Linked DNA regions of Homo sapiens: region 1 is linked to region 2. Evidence: read pairs that join two places in POLR2A ChIA-PET (ENCODE). Cell type or tissue: PC-3. All regions are shown on one strand.

Evidence for each region. ChIA-PET counts read pairs that join two places held together with the same protein. Peaks named below come from ENCODE experiments on the same cell type or tissue, not always from the same donor. Only the 100,000 strongest peaks of a DNase experiment are listed, where the experiment ranks them.
Region 1: POLR2A ChIA-PET joins it to region 2 with 20 read pairs; 2 of 35 experiments call an interaction of 5 or more read pairs at or near these places.

The regions. Positions count from the first base shown.
Region 1 is chr1:171,456,092-171,464,091 of GRCh38, forward strand. No RefSeq gene overlaps it. Among named protein-coding and RNA genes, the nearest start is that of PRRC2C, 25 kb to the right of the region's middle. In PC-3, a CTCF peak has its summit at 73; a DNase peak (open chromatin) is centred at 4,230.
Region 2 is chr1:171,578,662-171,586,661 of GRCh38, forward strand. PRRC2C (proline rich coiled-coil 2C) reads left to right here. Exons shown (of 35, transcript NM_001387844.1): 27 at 693-805; 28 at 1,167-1,303; 29 at 5,295-5,526; 30 at 5,758-5,865. Among named protein-coding and RNA genes, the nearest start is that of MYOCOS, 40 kb to the right of the region's middle. In PC-3, no CTCF peak of the experiment used is centred here; no DNase peak of the experiment used is centred here.

The DNA of each region.
Region 1 (8,000 bases), 120 kb before region 2:
CAGTTAGATACAAGCACCATTATAACAATTCCACCATGCCATTTTTATATACAAACAGCCCACAGGGAGCAGCACATAATAACATTATCCTCCTCTCACCTCCCACTCTCTTCTAACAGATGAAACACTAAAGCAAGTGAACAAGTGGATAAGCCAATTTAAGAAATTGTGGGAGATGTTTAAAACCTGTTTGGGCATACAAAAGTTTCCAAACTGTCAGGCCCTAAAACCATGAAAAATCTTGGTTCTTATCTGGAAAGTCATGGTACTTAGAATCCATACTAGCCAGTTTGCATTTAGCCATATCATTAAGTCACATTGTTAACTCTCTTTCCATGTAAGCATTCACGGTTTCTCAGTGTTTTTTGTTTTTTTTTTTTTTCCTCAGTCTTTTTTTTGAGAGGAGTTTCACTCTTGTTGCCCAGGCTGGAGTGCAATGGCTGTGATCTCGGCTCACTGCAACCTCTGCCTCCTGGGTTCAAGTGATTCTCCCTCCTCAGCCTCCCGAGTAGCTGGGATTACAGGCACCCTCCACTATGCTCAGCTAATTTTTTGTGTTTTTAGTAGAGACGGGTTTTACTATGTTGGCTAGGCTGGTCTCGAACTCCTGACCTCAGGTGATCCACCTGCCTCAGCCTCCCAAAGTGCTGGGATTACAGGCATGAGCCACTGCGCCCGGCTTTTTTCTCAGTCTTTAAAAAAAGATGTATACCTTTCTTTGCAAAGTAATTGAGTGTCAGGAAGATTTGTTTTTAAATTATGTATTTTTAGATAAAATTGTAATTGAAATAAAATATTGGCCTTAGCAATCTGAAGGAATCTTGCAATAAATTTAATTAGTTACTAATAAGTATTTAGTTAGGTCTACTTGATGCTTTGTACTCTGCTGTTTGAAAATATATTTATATTTGTTCACTTTTTTATTATCTGCTTCCCCCACAGAATGAAAGCGCAATAATCTCAGGGACTTTTTTTGCAAAATCTTTTTCTCTGATTTATCCATTGTATCTATTATATGACAGGAGTTAAATAAATATTTGCTTAATGAATAAAAATATTCCAGCAACTAGCTGAATGTTTCCTTTTTCTCCCTCTAGAAAGCCACCTGAGTGTATCTTTGTCTGCCACAAAATCCCAAACTGCTTTTCTCTAACTCACTGTAGCATTGCTTTATGGAGATTAAACAGAAGTTCACTAACAAATTGCCTCAAAATATTCCCATGGCTACAGTTGGCTTGTGTCATGAAAGTTATTCCTTGGGTATCTTACATTATTCCTTTGATAAAAATCTAAGACATGCACAAGAGGTGAGTTTAGACTAGCTGACTACTCTTGGACAACTTTACAGATTGTTAAATTGTTATGTTAAAACCAAGAATCAATAGTTACTTTGACATAGATTGGGTTATCCCCTAGTTCAAAATATGAGCATCAGCAGATGCACAGAAGTGCTGAGCTAAGCTTGTCATTCTTGAAAGCAGAGCCAAATGGGGATTTTCCTAAGATACAGTCAACCCAGACAGGGAATTAGGCAATTTTAGCCCATCTATTTCATCCTCTCTCTCTGCTCGCATAGTGATTCACAGAAGCAGGAGCAGCTCTGACAGATGGTGCTTAGTAGAACAATTGGTTTGTATGTATTTAACCTGCTCAAAGCGCCAAACCTCCCTCTTGCTATCATCAGTGCCTCTCCTGCCCAAAATCTTACCCAGATTTCTTGGTGCTTCTTTTCTTGCCAGAGACTCTCTCTGATGTTATTTTACCTGATTTCATTCAGGTAGAAATGGTAGGAAGTGCTTTCCAAACTTACCTAATCTTGAGAATCATCTAAAATATTTATTTTGAAATGCAGCTTCCAAAAGAACTACCAAAATAATTATAGCTGAATCGCATCCTGAAAAGCATTCAAAGCAACATGAAAAACAACAATAAAACACAAAAACAGATATACAATTTCTACACCAATGTTTATAGCAGTATTATCCACAATAGCCACAAGATGAAAGCAACCCACAAGATGAATGCTTACATGGAAAGAAAGCTAACAATATGACTTCAGATATTCAGCAACAGATGAATAAAACAAAATGTAGTATATGCATACAATGGAATATTATTCAACCTTAAAGAGGAATGAAATTCTGATACATTTTACAGGATGGATAAACTAGAAAGACATTGTGCTAAGTAAAATAAAAATAGGCCAGACACAAAAGGAAAAATATTGTATGATTCTACTTATATGAGGTACCTAGGGTAGTCAAATTCATAGAGACAGAAGGTGGAATGGTGGTTACCATGGACTGGAGGAGGAGGGAACAGGAATTGGTGTTTAATGGGTAGAGTTTCAGTATGGGATGATGAAAAAGTTCTGGAGTTAGATGGTGGTAGTGGCTGTACAACGATATGAATATATTGCCAGCACAATAGCTCATGCTTGTATTCCCAGCACTGTGAAAGTCCAAGGTGGGAGGATCGATTGAGCCCAGGCGTTCAAGACCAGCCAGGGCAACATAGCGAGAACTTGTCTCTACAAAAAATAAAGTTCCAGCTCCTCAGGAGGCTGAAGTAGCAGGATTACTAGAGCCTGGGAGGTTGAGGCTGCAGTGAGCTGTGATTGTGCCATTGTACTCCAGCCTGGGTGACAAAGCAAGATCCTAGATCAAAAAAACCCAAACTATGTAAATATACTTAATGCCATTGAACTGCACACTTTAAAATGGTTAAGGCCAGACACAGTGGTTCACATCTGTAACCCCAGCACTTTTGGCTGGCTGAGGTGAGAGAATCACTTGGGGCTAGGATTTTGACACCAGCCTGGGCAACATAGCAAGACCCATGTTTATTTACTTATTTAGAGACAAGGTCTGACTCTATCACCGAGGCTGGATTGCAATGGCCTGATCTAAGCACACTGCAACCTCTGCCTCCCAGGTTTAAGCCATCCTCCCACCTCAGCCTCCTGAGTAGCTGGGACTATAGGTGCACACCACCATGCCCAGCTAATTTTTGTATTTTTTGTGGAGACCAGGTTTCGCCATGTTGCCCAAGCGGTTCTCAAACTCATGAGCTCAAACAATCCACCTGTCTTGGCCTCCCAAAGTGCTGGGATTACAGATATGAGCCACCACCCCCGGCCTAAGACCCATCTTAAAAAAAATGGTTAAAATAGTAGATTTTGGCTGGGCATGGTGGCTAACACCTGTAATCCCAGCTCTTTTTGAGAGGCTGAGGCAGGTGGATCGCTTGAGTCCAGAAGTTCGAAACCAGCCTTGGCAACATAGTGAAATCCCTTCTCTACAAAAAAAAAAAAAAAAAAAAAAATTAGCTGGGCACAGTGGTGCACACCTGTAATCCCAGCTCCCAGCTTCTGGGGAGGTTAAGGTGGGAGGATGGCTTGAGCCCAGGAAGAGGGGGGTTGCATTGAGTGAGACTGTCTTCACTGTCTCCCAGAAAAAAAAAAAGGTAGATTTTATGTTATATATATTTTATCACAATTACAAAAACAAATACATAAGACACTCTATTTTCTTTTTTTTTTTTTTTTTCTTTTTTTTGAGACAGAGTCTCACTCTGGCGCCCAGGCTGGAGTAAAGTGGTGTAATCTTGGCTCACTACAAACTCCGCCCCACCAGGTTGAAGCAATTCTCCCACCTCAGCCTCCCCAGTAGCTGGGATTACAGGCATGCACCACCATGGCCAGTTTATTTTTGTATTTTTAGTAGAGACGGGGTTTCACCATGTTGGCCAGGCTGGTCTCGAACTGCTGACGTCAGGTGATCTGCCCGCCTCGGCCTCCCAAAGTGCTGGGATTACAGGTGTGAGCCACTGCACCTGGCCAAAACACTCCATAGTTCAGTGAGACTAGGATAAAATAGATAAAATCTGCAGACTCCAAAACACCTATTAGGGCAGCTAAAAACAGTGGAGGATAGGCAAAAGTCATATGATAGAAAGTGGAGAGAAGAAATTTGAAGGATGATGAGAGGTTATTTTTATTAGAGCTCAGGAAATACCAGGGTGGGGGTCACTTTCTGAAAGCGAGGGGCCCAGTCTGCAGTTCAAAGGCAATATCACTTGTTTGCACAAAGGGTTATGGGAAGTGGGGTAAGCAAGGCTCTTAGCAGAAGCCCTCCTGGACATTGTGTGATCCAGAGAAGTAGGCATGTAAGGACTACCTAAAGAATTACACAGATAATTCAAACAGATAGGACTGGTATATTTCTGCTGCAAAGGAGAGAGCCTTTGGGTTGTAAAATCTCAAAGGTTACCCTGACTCACCTCTTTTGCTATGCAATAATCTCCTACAAATAGTTAAGTTAATAGGAATCTAACTCGGGCAGGCATGGTGGCTCATGCCTATAATCCTAGCACTTTGGGAGTCTGAGGTGGGAGAACTGCATGAGCTCAGGAGTTTGAGACCTGCCTGGGCAACAAGGTGTGACCGTGTCTCTACAACAAAATTTAAAAATTAGCCGGGCATGGTGGCATGCACCTGTGGTCCCAGCTATACCAGAGACACTGAGGCAAGAGGATTACTCAGGCCCAGGAGGTTGAAGCTGTAATGAACTGTGTTCGTGCCACTGCCCTCCAGCCTGGGTAACTGAGTGAGACTCTGTCTAAAAAAAAGAAAAAAGTAAAAAGACAATCTAACTCATTTATTGTTAGGCAATAAAAAACAAAAAATTGGCTGGGCGCGGTGGCTTATGCCTATAACCTCAGCACTTTGGAAGGCGGAGACAGGCGGATCATGAGGTCAGGAGATCGAGACCATCCTGGCTAACACAGTGAAATGCCGTCTCTACTAAAAATACAAAAAATTAGCCTGGCGTGGTGGCCGGCGCCTGTAGTCCCAGCTACTTGGGAGGCTGAGGCAGGAGAGTGGCGTGAACCTGGGAGGCGGAGCTTGTAGTGAGCCGAGATCGTGCCACTGCACTACAGCCTGGGCGACAGAGCGAGACTCCGTCTCAAAAAAAAAAAAAAAAAAAAAATCTGGCACTGGCAGCATTGATACAAACATACCAAAAGAAAAATTGTGGGCCAGGCATTGTGGCTTACTCCTGTAATCCTAGCACTTTGGGAGGCTGAGGTGAGCAGATCACCTGAGGTCAGGAGTTTGAGACCAGCCTGGCCAACATGGTGAAGCCCCATCTCTACTAAAAATACAAAAACTTAGCCGGGTGTGGTGGTGGGCACCTTTAGTCCCAGCTACTCAAGAGGTTGAGGCATGAGAATTGCTTGAAACTGGGAGGTGGAGGTTGCAGTGAGCCGAGATGGGGCCACTGTGCTCCAGCCTGGGTGACAGAGTGAAGACCGTGTCTCAAAAAAAGAAAGAAAAACTGAAAACAATTACAAAGTTACCAATGAACAAATCATACTAACCAAGAGAATAATAGCCATCAAAAAACAGATGAGCCTGGCCACAGTGGCTCACACCTGTAATCCCAGGGCTTTGGGAGGCCGAGGTGGGTAAGTTGCTTGAGCCCAGGAGTTTGAGACCAGCCTGGGCAACATGGTGAAACCCTATTGTCTCTACAAAAAAAATACAAAAATTAGCCAGGTGTGATGTCACGTGCCTATAGTCCAGCTACTCGAGAGGCTGAAGTGGGAGGATCACTTGAGTCCAGGGAGTTCAAGGCTGCAGTGAACCATGATCCCACCACTGCCCTCCAGCCTGGACTATAGAGAAGAAAGAAAAAGGAAAGGAAAGGAGGGGAGGGGAGGAGAGGGGAAGGGAGGGGAGGAAATAGGGAGGGAAGAAAGAAAAGAAAGGAAGGAAGGAAGGGACGAAGGAAGGAAGGAAGTGAAGAATCAGGCCGGGAAGGAAGAAAATAAAGGGAAGGAAGAAAATAAAGGAAAGGAAGGAAAGAACGAGGGAAGGAAGGAAGGAAGGAAGGAAGGAAGGAAGGAAGGAAGGAAGGAAGGAAAAAGAAAGACAAGACAAGAGAGAAAAGAACTAGGCTGGGCGCAGTGGCTCACACCTGTAATCCCAGCACTTTGGGAGGCCAAGGCGGGCAGACCACCTGAGGTCAGGAGTTCGAGACCAGCCTGGCCAACATGGTGAAACCCTGTCTCTACTAAAAATACAAAAATTAACTGGGCACAATGGTGGGTGCCTGTAGTCCCAGCTACTTGGCAGGCTGAGGCAGGAGAATGGCTTAAACCCAGAATGCAGAGGTTGCAGTGAGCCGAGATCCCACCACTGCACTCCAGCCTGGGGGACAGAGTAAGACCCTGTCTCAAAAAAAAGAAAAAAGAAAAGAAAAAGAAAAAGAACAGAACTCTGGGAAGAAATGATGAGAAATAGTAGGAGGTAACATGTGAACTGAACATACAGGAAAAAATAAATAAATCCAATAAGAATAAGGATGAAATTAGAAGGAGCACAAGAAAAGTGAAATACAGAGTTTAAAAGAATTGGAGAAAGATTATAGAGAAAACAAATTAAGGAGTGCCAACATTTGCATAATTGAAGCCCTTGCAGTTGTAGAAGTGTTGAGATTGAGGTGTCGGCAGACATGTTCTGTTTGGATCTCACGTTATTTATAACTATGTGTGTAATTAAATGCCATCACTTAACGATTGGAAGATTTCACCCCCAAAAAATTCTATTTGGCTTCTTTCAAAAAGATCAGAACCACTATAACACCAAAACTGCATTTCTGCCTAGCCTCAGTTGCATAGAGCCAATCAATAGCTCCTGCCACTTTAGTGTAGCACAAATTCACCCAGATATCCACAGTCTGCACTGGACTCTCACCTCCTGCAGACATTTGGGTTTGGGATCCTGGTATACGCAATGTGATAAGGTAGTTTTTAAAAAGCACCTCTTATGAGAGCTGGTCATTTAAAAAAAAAAAAAGCATAGATGGGCCAGCCACGGTGGCACACGCCTCTAATCCCAGTGTTTTGGGAGGCCTAGTTGGGCAGATCACTTGAGCTCAAGAATTTGAGACCAGACTGGGCAACATGTTGAAACCCCATCTCCACAAAAAATACAAAAATTAGCCAGGCGTGATGGCACATGCCTGTAGTCCCAGCTACTTGGGAGGCTGAAGTGGGAGGATCACTTGAGCCCTGGAGGTTGAGGCTGCAGTGAGCTGTGATCATGCCACTGCACTCTAGCCTGGGCAACAGAGCAAGACCCTGTCTTAAAAAAATAAAAGTAATAAAAGAAAAATAATAAACCTCCATCTCCTCACCTGCAAAATGGCCAGACTACCTGTCTTATAAGGGTTTCCTAGGAGAGTTTAATGAAAAAATGCACATAAAGCTCAATAGTAATTGTTAACAAATGATAGAAAAAAATGACCAATTAAAAATTAGAGGCTGGGCATGGTGGCTTATGGCTGTAATCCCAGCAATTTGGGAGGCCAAGGCAGGTAGATCACCTGAGTTCAGGAGTTCGAGACCAGCCTGGCCAACATGGTGAAATCCTGTCTCTACTAAAAATACAAAAATTAGCTGGGCATGGTAGCACACATCTGTAATCCCAGCTACCCAGGAGGCTGAGGCAGAAGAATCGCTTGAACTGGGGAGGCAGCAGTTGCAGTGAGCCAAGATCGTGCCACTGCACTCCAGCCTGGGTGACAGAGCAAGACTCCATCTCAAACAAACAAACAAACAAACAAACAAAGAATTGAAAACACAATTCTAGAACTGCAGATAGAATCAGAGCTATGGTTCATGGATTGGAAAGTGCTGTATAGGTCTGTCCTAGATTTAGGACTTTATGACTGATGTGTCAGAACTTCTCCTCTAGCTCCCCATCTCCATGTCTCAATCCCTAAGAGTTAACAGATAGAAAGAGCCCAATAAATGTGGAAGGAAGGAAGAAAAGGAGAAGGGAAGAATGAGTGAAGGAGCTGAAAAAAAGAATAAACCCAAGATGTTTTCTTTTATTTATAAAGTAGAAGAAAAAGGAAGTTTCCAATTTATCTCAGTTTGTTTCGGCCCACCCATCACCATCCCTCTGCCAATAAAAAATGTTAACTGAGGCA
Region 2 (8,000 bases):
GTTCAAGACCCACCTGGCCAACATGGTGAAACCACGTCTCTACTAAAAATACAAAAATTGGTTGGGCGTGGTGGCGCACACTCAGCTGCTCAGGTAGCTGAGGCACAAGAATCGCTTGAACCCGGGAGGTGGAGGTTGCAGTGAGCTGGGATCAATCGTGCCACTGCACTTCAGCCTGGGTGACAAAGCGAGACTGTTTCAAAACAAAAAACAAAAACAAAAAAAAACAGCAAGTCACCAAATATTATGTATCATACATAGAAATGTGTTTAAAATTTATACCAAACTTTTAAAATTAAATGTCAATCCTCTAAATATTTTGCTAGATTCTAGTAGGTAGGTTTAAAATTGGAGTAGAATTGCTGGTTCAATGGGTAGATTCATTTTCAATTTTAGTAGATTATGTGAAATTTTACCACTGACAAAATCTGCGTATCTATACCCCATTGGCGGTATATAAATTTTTTTTTCATGCCTTCACAAGTACTAGTTATGTTTGTGTGTACCTGTCTACTAGAAGTTTTCCATCTTTTCACATTTGCATCTTGTCACGTTTTTAGTTTTTCCATGGCTGTATTTTCAGAGGGTGCACTTAATTTGGAATCTGCTACAAAACTTGGTTTTTATTTACTGTTTGGAAAATTCTGAAATTAGGACACTTACTACTGCTTGTTTATCCTGATGGTCTACAGCTCAAATCCCAGCCTTCTATATGGACACAAGTCATTTATTCAATACCCAACATGCACGATTGGCTCCGCCATCCTTGGCTCAACAACAGGGTTTCCAACCAGGTCTCTCTCAGGTAATATCAAAGACTTCTTCCATCCTGTATTTGTTCCTTCGCATTTCTGTGGTTATAATAGTTATCTTGGAACATAAATAATAGACTCTGAAATTACAAGCTACCCACGATTAGCTTGATATTCTATAAGCAAAATTTAAAATTTTTCCCAAATTTACCAAAGCTTAATAGTAATAATGTAGAATAAGTAGTGGGTTGAAAGGGAAATTTAGATGTTTACATTCAGTTTTGTTTTAAAATGGAGCTGATATATAGTATTAATTTTACTCTTTTCATGTCTCAAATTTTTATATTCCAGTGTTAATGATTTATCTGTATGATGTTGATATATATGTTTACATACTTTCTCAATGCATTGCAGCCAACTTCAGTTCAGCAGATTCCAATCCCTATTTATGCACCACTGCAAGGGCAGCATCAAGCCCAACTGAGTTTGGGGGCTGGCCCTGCTGTTTCCCAGGCTCAGGAATTGTTCAGCTCCTCACTTCAACCATATAGGTAAATGCTTTAAAAGTTATGTTTGTAATGATGTTGAAAACATTGTAACTGCTGATCCTCCTTGCCGTAATCCATACTGTTCCTTCCCAAAAAAACCTAGGATGACTCTGCTATAAACTACATTGGCTAATTGAGCATGTTGATTATATGTCATGAACCTCAGCCTCTGGTAATTTCAACCATATCTTATTAAAGAATGTCAGGTTTCAAACCCTCTTGAAGTAGTGAACAACAGCAACCCCAAAACTGTTAGAAATTATAGAAAGTAGCTGCTAAAGAACCTAAAAGTATGTGTGCCATCTGGCTACCAAAAACTATAAATCTGAATCTCCTCTATGTACGAGCTGAGGCATGGCAGTTAACTACATCATGTTAGGGGGTGCAGGGCAGGGTGGAATATAACAGAACAGAGAGGGGTAAATATCAAAGCATGGAAGTAATGATGATAAATATGCTGTGTAGTGAAGAAAGCATTTTTTCCAAAAATTCACTCAGATGCACTGTAAGTTACCTTTGCAACTAGGGAAATAATGAAAACTGATTTTTATTGAACTTTCCTTATATATGATAGATATTCAGCCTTTCACATACATTAACTAAATTTAGTCTTCACACAACCACCTAAGATAAGTCACCCTCATTTAACATGTGGATGTTAGGACTTGAAGAGGGTGAGGCTTTTTTTGTTTTGTTTTGTTTTAACCTGAGGTTATACATAAAGTGGCAGACCCTCAGTGTCTCTGGTTTCCAGTTTAATGAGGGAAGAAGAGTGAGTAAGAGTCAGATAGTAGGAGCAGTGCATCATGGCATAGCTGTCATCCATACTCATGATGGTGGCCTTAAATCATCATAAAGAAAAATAAGTTACATTCAGGACACTTAGTTTAGGAAGGCTGTGCATTTGTTTTTAGGAATTTGTTTTCAGAAGTGGGTTCAGATAGAATTTCTATACTTTATAGATTAAACCTGTCATCAGTTAATACAGTATGTTTTATATTACCATAATGATACTCCTAGAGAAGCCAGGTTCAGCTAATGAAACTTTCTTAACAGAGAGCCTAGTCATTAGTAAACCTCATAAATGTGGCTTTTATTTTTACCTTTTGATTAAAGATGCTTTAGTAAAATTTAAGACACCTGTATCATTACTTATATAGCTGTTGTAGGTCTTCCCTCCTCATTTTACTCTCATTTAATTTCGTTATTTTCTCCCGTTAGAAGCCCCAACTAGAAGCTAAAGGAAGTCTTGTATTGAATTTGGGATTATCTTGGAATTTATATTAAAAATAAAACTTGAAAATTTCTGACACAGGAATAGCAGCTAGATTTAATCTCACAAGCCAGTCTCCTTTTAAATTGTATTGGCTGCTTGAAACACTGTTGAAAAGTTTGCAACCGCTTTTCAGTACTGTGAAAAAGAGTACAGTGATTAATTAGTAATGTTTTCCACAGGCCGTGGGAGGTGGAGTAGCAATGTACTATATTTGTAATCCCCATTTCACTAATTGTCTTGGAAGATATACTTTTTAAGACCAGACGTGGTCAATAGAAATAAAATGTAAGACACATATATAATTGTGGCACTTGGCTACCACATTGGAAAGTACAGGTTTAGATTTTGAAAGCAGTTATTTTATCCCTAAACATTCCTTGCTTGTTCCTTAACCTAATCAGCATAGTGTTTATTAGGGAATCTCTGAACTGGTTTCTGCAAAGACAGGATAGTTTATAGCAGTATATTCATGTTTTCTTACCTCGTGTTTGAAACATAAATTATAAGTAGGTATTGTAAAGACTGCTATGATCCTAGACTAGCATTCTTCCTTAGTGGCTTTTGTTCCTGCCACATAGGTCAGTTTTAACAAAGCAACAAAGCATAATGTTCTTTAACCCACTACTTTTGATTTAGGTGCTTATTCTTTATCTCTGCATCTTAAAAGTGTAGACTGGAGGCATCCATCTCAGATGATAGGGAAGTCTGGGGTTAGATTCTGGCATATTGTGGTTTTGTTTTGAGGGGGTGTGTTTTGGCTTGGTTTGGTTTTGGTTTATGTTCTTGTTTGTTTGTTTGCTTGCTTAATCTTCATGGGTAACTCTGACATGAGCTACTACTGTGCTTTATTCCATGGAGATCTTGAGGCTAGGCCATTTATATTAAAAATATATGTGGGGAAGTAATGAAATACAAATAAGAAAAGTTGGGGCTATTGGGGCTATGAATTAGAATGTTGCCAAAGAGAAAAAGAGATTTTGTTCTGAACTTTGTAGTGAACACAAAAAGAGAATTATTCTCACTGTTCAAAAGGAAAGAGCAATCCACTTCTTAGGGAGAACAGGCCTTTTCACAGAACTTTTACATGTGAAGCTTCCTTGTATACAGGGCTTTAAATCTTGAAATAAGTTGCTTTAGACACAGTCTGTATTCTCTGCCTCTTTTCTTGATTTCTGAGCTAATTAGAGTGCATCCAAGTATCAGTGATGGGGAGACATTCTGAAGTATGCATCCTTTTTCAAACATCATAGAGTGTACCTACAGGAACCTAGGTGGCATAGCCTGCAGCTATACACCTAGGCTGTAGAGTACAGCCTATTGTGTCTAATTAGGCTATAAACCCGTGCAGCATTTTACTGTACTTAATACTGTAGGCAGTTGTAACACAGTGGTAAATATTTGTGTCTAAACATAGAAATCTAAACAATCTAAACAGAAAAGGTACAATAAAAATATAGCATACAAGATTAAAAATGGTACGTACCATGTATAGAGCACTTACCATGAATGGAGCTTGCAGGACTGGCAGTTGCTGTAGGTGAGTCAGTGAGTGAGTGGCGAGTGATATTACTGTACACTACTGTGGACTCTATACTACACTGTGGGTACACTAAATTTGTTAAAAAAAAAAAAACAAATTTTTCTTCAATAATAAATTAACCTCAACTTACTATAATTTTTTGACTCTTATAATAACATTTAGCTTACAACACAAACACATTGTACATCTGCACAGAAGTATTTCTTTTTTTGTTTGTTTTTTTGAGACAAGGTCTGTGTCACCCAGGCTGGAGTGCAGTGGCACATACAGCTCACTACCTCGAACTCCTGAGCTCAAGCCATTGTCCAGCCTCAGCTTCCCAAGTAGCTAGGACTACAGGCACTTGCTACCATGCCCACCTAATTTTTTATTTTTTTGTAGAGATGATGTCTTGTTCTCTTGCCCAGGCTGGTCTCAAATTCCTGGCCTCAAGCAGCCCTTTCACCTCAGCCTCCCAAAGTGCTGGGATTATGAGCATGAACACCATGTCTGGCCTTTTCTTTTGTAACGTTTTTCTGTTTTTTAATTTTTTAATTTTTTTTTAACTTTTTAAACTTTTTTGTTAAAAACTAAGATGCAAACACACACATTAGGCTAGGCTACGCAGGGCTAGGATCATCAATATACTTTCATCTACCTCCACATCCTGTCCCACTGGGAGGTCTTCAGGGGCAGTAACACATACAGAGCTGTCATGTCCTATGATAACAATGCCTTCTTCTGGAATACCCGCTAAAGGATCTACCTGAAGCTGTTTTATAAGTTTTAAGTAAAAAGAGTACACTCTAAAATAACCAGAAAATGTATAGTAAATACATAAACTAGTAACATAATTCTTTTTATCAGTATCAGATATTATGTACTGTATGTAACTGTATGTACTGAACTGTTAGGACTGTAGGTGTAGTAGGTTTGTTTATATTTAATACTAGCACCAGCAAAAACACTTGAGTCATATGTTCTATGATATTAGAACAGCTATGATGTCACTAGGTGATAGGAATTTTTCAGCTTCCTTATGATCTTATGGGACCATCAATATATATGTGGTCTGTTGTTGACTAAAATGTCATGCAGCACATGACTGTATTGGGTCATTTGGGATTTGCATTCTTAAGATTTTCAGATTCCAGATGAAATTAACTTCTAACAATATTTTCTCTTTAATCCTTATGTAGATCTCAGCCAGCTTTTATGCAAAGCAGTTTATCCCAGCCATCTGTGGTCCTTTCTGGTACTGCTATTCACAACTTTCCAACTGTCCAACACCAAGAACTTGCCAAGGCACAATCCGGTCTTGCCTTTCAGCAAACATCAAATACTCAGCCCATTCCTATATTGTATGAACATCAACTGGGGCAGGCATCAGGACTAGGAGGTTCCCAGCTGATTGACACACATCTTCTCCAGGTAAGTCAGGGGACTAGAGCAATGCACCCTCATTGTATTCCTATGCCACAGATCATTTTAAGGAAACATTTTTAAAAGAAAACATGTTAGAAGATGCAATGAAAAAAACAAAGTCCTTTCATTTATCTAATACTAAAAATTGCTAGACATTGCTTTGAAGTCATAATCTCCACCTCTGAATTTGAAATTTTTTTCAGTCTTACTCATGTTTTCTTAAAAAATTTTTTCTAGGCCAGAGCAAATCTTACCCAGGCCTCAAATCTTTATTCTGGACAAGTACAACAGCCTGGTCAGACAAATTTTTATAACACTGCCCAGTCACCAAGTGCTCTCCAGCAGGTAAACTATGGCATGGTAAATTTCCTCAATTTTCTTTATTATTATTTTTATTGCTTTTGTTATTGTTTGGGAATTTAAATTGAACCAAGATGCAAGATGGAGGATGGTTTTTAAACTGTTCACTGAGATGTCCTGAAGAATTCCACTGGGTCCACGTAGAAGGGGTTTCAGGCTCATGACACCCCCCTTCTCACCACCATCACCCCCTACTTCAGTCATTCCTGTTTTTTTATATCTTCCAGGTTTTTTGTTGGTTTAGGGGGTTTTGTTTTGTTTTTTTCTGTCACCTAGGCCAGAGTGCAGTGGTGTGATCATGGCTCATTGCAGCCCAACCTCCCAGGCTCAAGTGATCCTTGCACCGCAGCCTCCTGTGTAGCTGGGACTACAGGCTCACGCCATTATGCCTGGCTAATTTTTCTTCGTAGTTTTTGTAGAGACAGGGTTTTGCCATGTTGCCCCAGGCTGATCTTGAACTACTGGTTTCAAGCGATCTGCCTGCCTCGGCCTTCCAAAGTGTTGGGATTACAGGCTTGAGCCACCACACCTGGCTGCTTTTTGTTTTTTGTTTTTTTTTAATTAAGGGGGAAAAAACAACTTAGGTTTCCGTGTAATTATTTATTCTATTTTAACAAAGGATTCAATGAATATAAAACCTTGAAAACCATTGTCCAGAATATAGTTACATTAAGTGTGATACAGGTGGTTTACCCATTAGTGCTAGGGAGAAGCCTCCCAAAGACCATCTGGCAGGTTAGCTATACATACAACAGTGTGGCAGACTGTGATCGAGCATAAATGACAAACACTTTCTTAAGTGTATGAATGCAATAATAATTTTCAGTGAAAAGTATATGGTACGTTTAAAACTATCTCTAATAATTTCATTAGCTTATTCTTTAAAAGTGGTGGAGGGCTGGTGGGGGAACAAAGTCATTAGTCATTTTCTTATAACTGTTGTTGTTTGCTATTTTAGGGAGTGATAATTCATGAATATCTTATTGACATTCAGATTAAATATAGTGTTTATGTGAAAACTGAGAGATTCTTGTTCTTCTCATAGCTCATTTTGACCAGCCTTGAAAGTATTATGTAAAATGTCTGTTTGGAAACTTGTGAATACTGCTTATATTGTGTCCTCATTTACTTTGTGATTATTTGACATGTCCTGTGGATAAATTCAAAGATAGTCCTAATTCTTTCAGTTTCTATTCTCTTCACTACAAGTAGCATTAACTAAACTATGTTGTACCTTTAATAGAAGAATGGAGATACGGTTGAGGGTTGAGTGTCTCTTACCGAAATGCTTGGGACCAGAAATGTCTCGGATTTCAGATTGGTTTTTTTTTGTGTGTTTGCGTATACATAATGAGGTGTCTTGGGGCGAGGGGCCTGTCTAAACATGAAATTCCTTTGTTTCATACATACTTTATACATATAACCTGAAGGTAATTTTAAGCAACATTTTAAATAACTTTGTGCATGAAACAGAAGTTCTGACCTCACTTCGACTGATCCGTCGCAGGAGGTCAGGTGTTGATTTTTTTTTTTTTTTTTTTTTGAGACGGAGTCTCCCTCACCCAGGCTGGAGTGCAGTGGCATGATCTTGGCTCACTGCAACCTCCACCTCCCAGGTTCAAGTGATTCTCGTGCCTCAGCCTCCCAAGTAGCTGAGATTACAGGCACCCACCACCATGCCTGGCTAATTTTTGTATTTTATTTTATTTATTTATTTATTTTTTTTTTTAGTAGAGACGGAGTTTCCCCATGTTGGCCAGGCTGGTCTCAAACCCCTGACCTCAAGTGATCTGCCTACCTTGGCCTCCCAAAGTGCTGGGATTATAGGCGTGAGCCACCGTGCCTGGACTTGGTGTCAAATTCTCTACTTGTGGTGTCATATCAGCCTCTCAGAAAGTTTTGGAGCATTTTGGATTTTGATTTTCAGATTAGAGATACTCAACTTGTCATCACTAAGCAAAAGAAATATGTGAAATATATTAGTAGATGGATGTGTTCTATGTATTTTATTTTATTTTATTTTATTTTATTTTATTTTATTTTATTTTATTTTATTTTGAGACAGAGTCTCGCTCTGTCGCCAGGCTGGAGTGCAGTGGCAGGATCTCGGCTCACTGCAA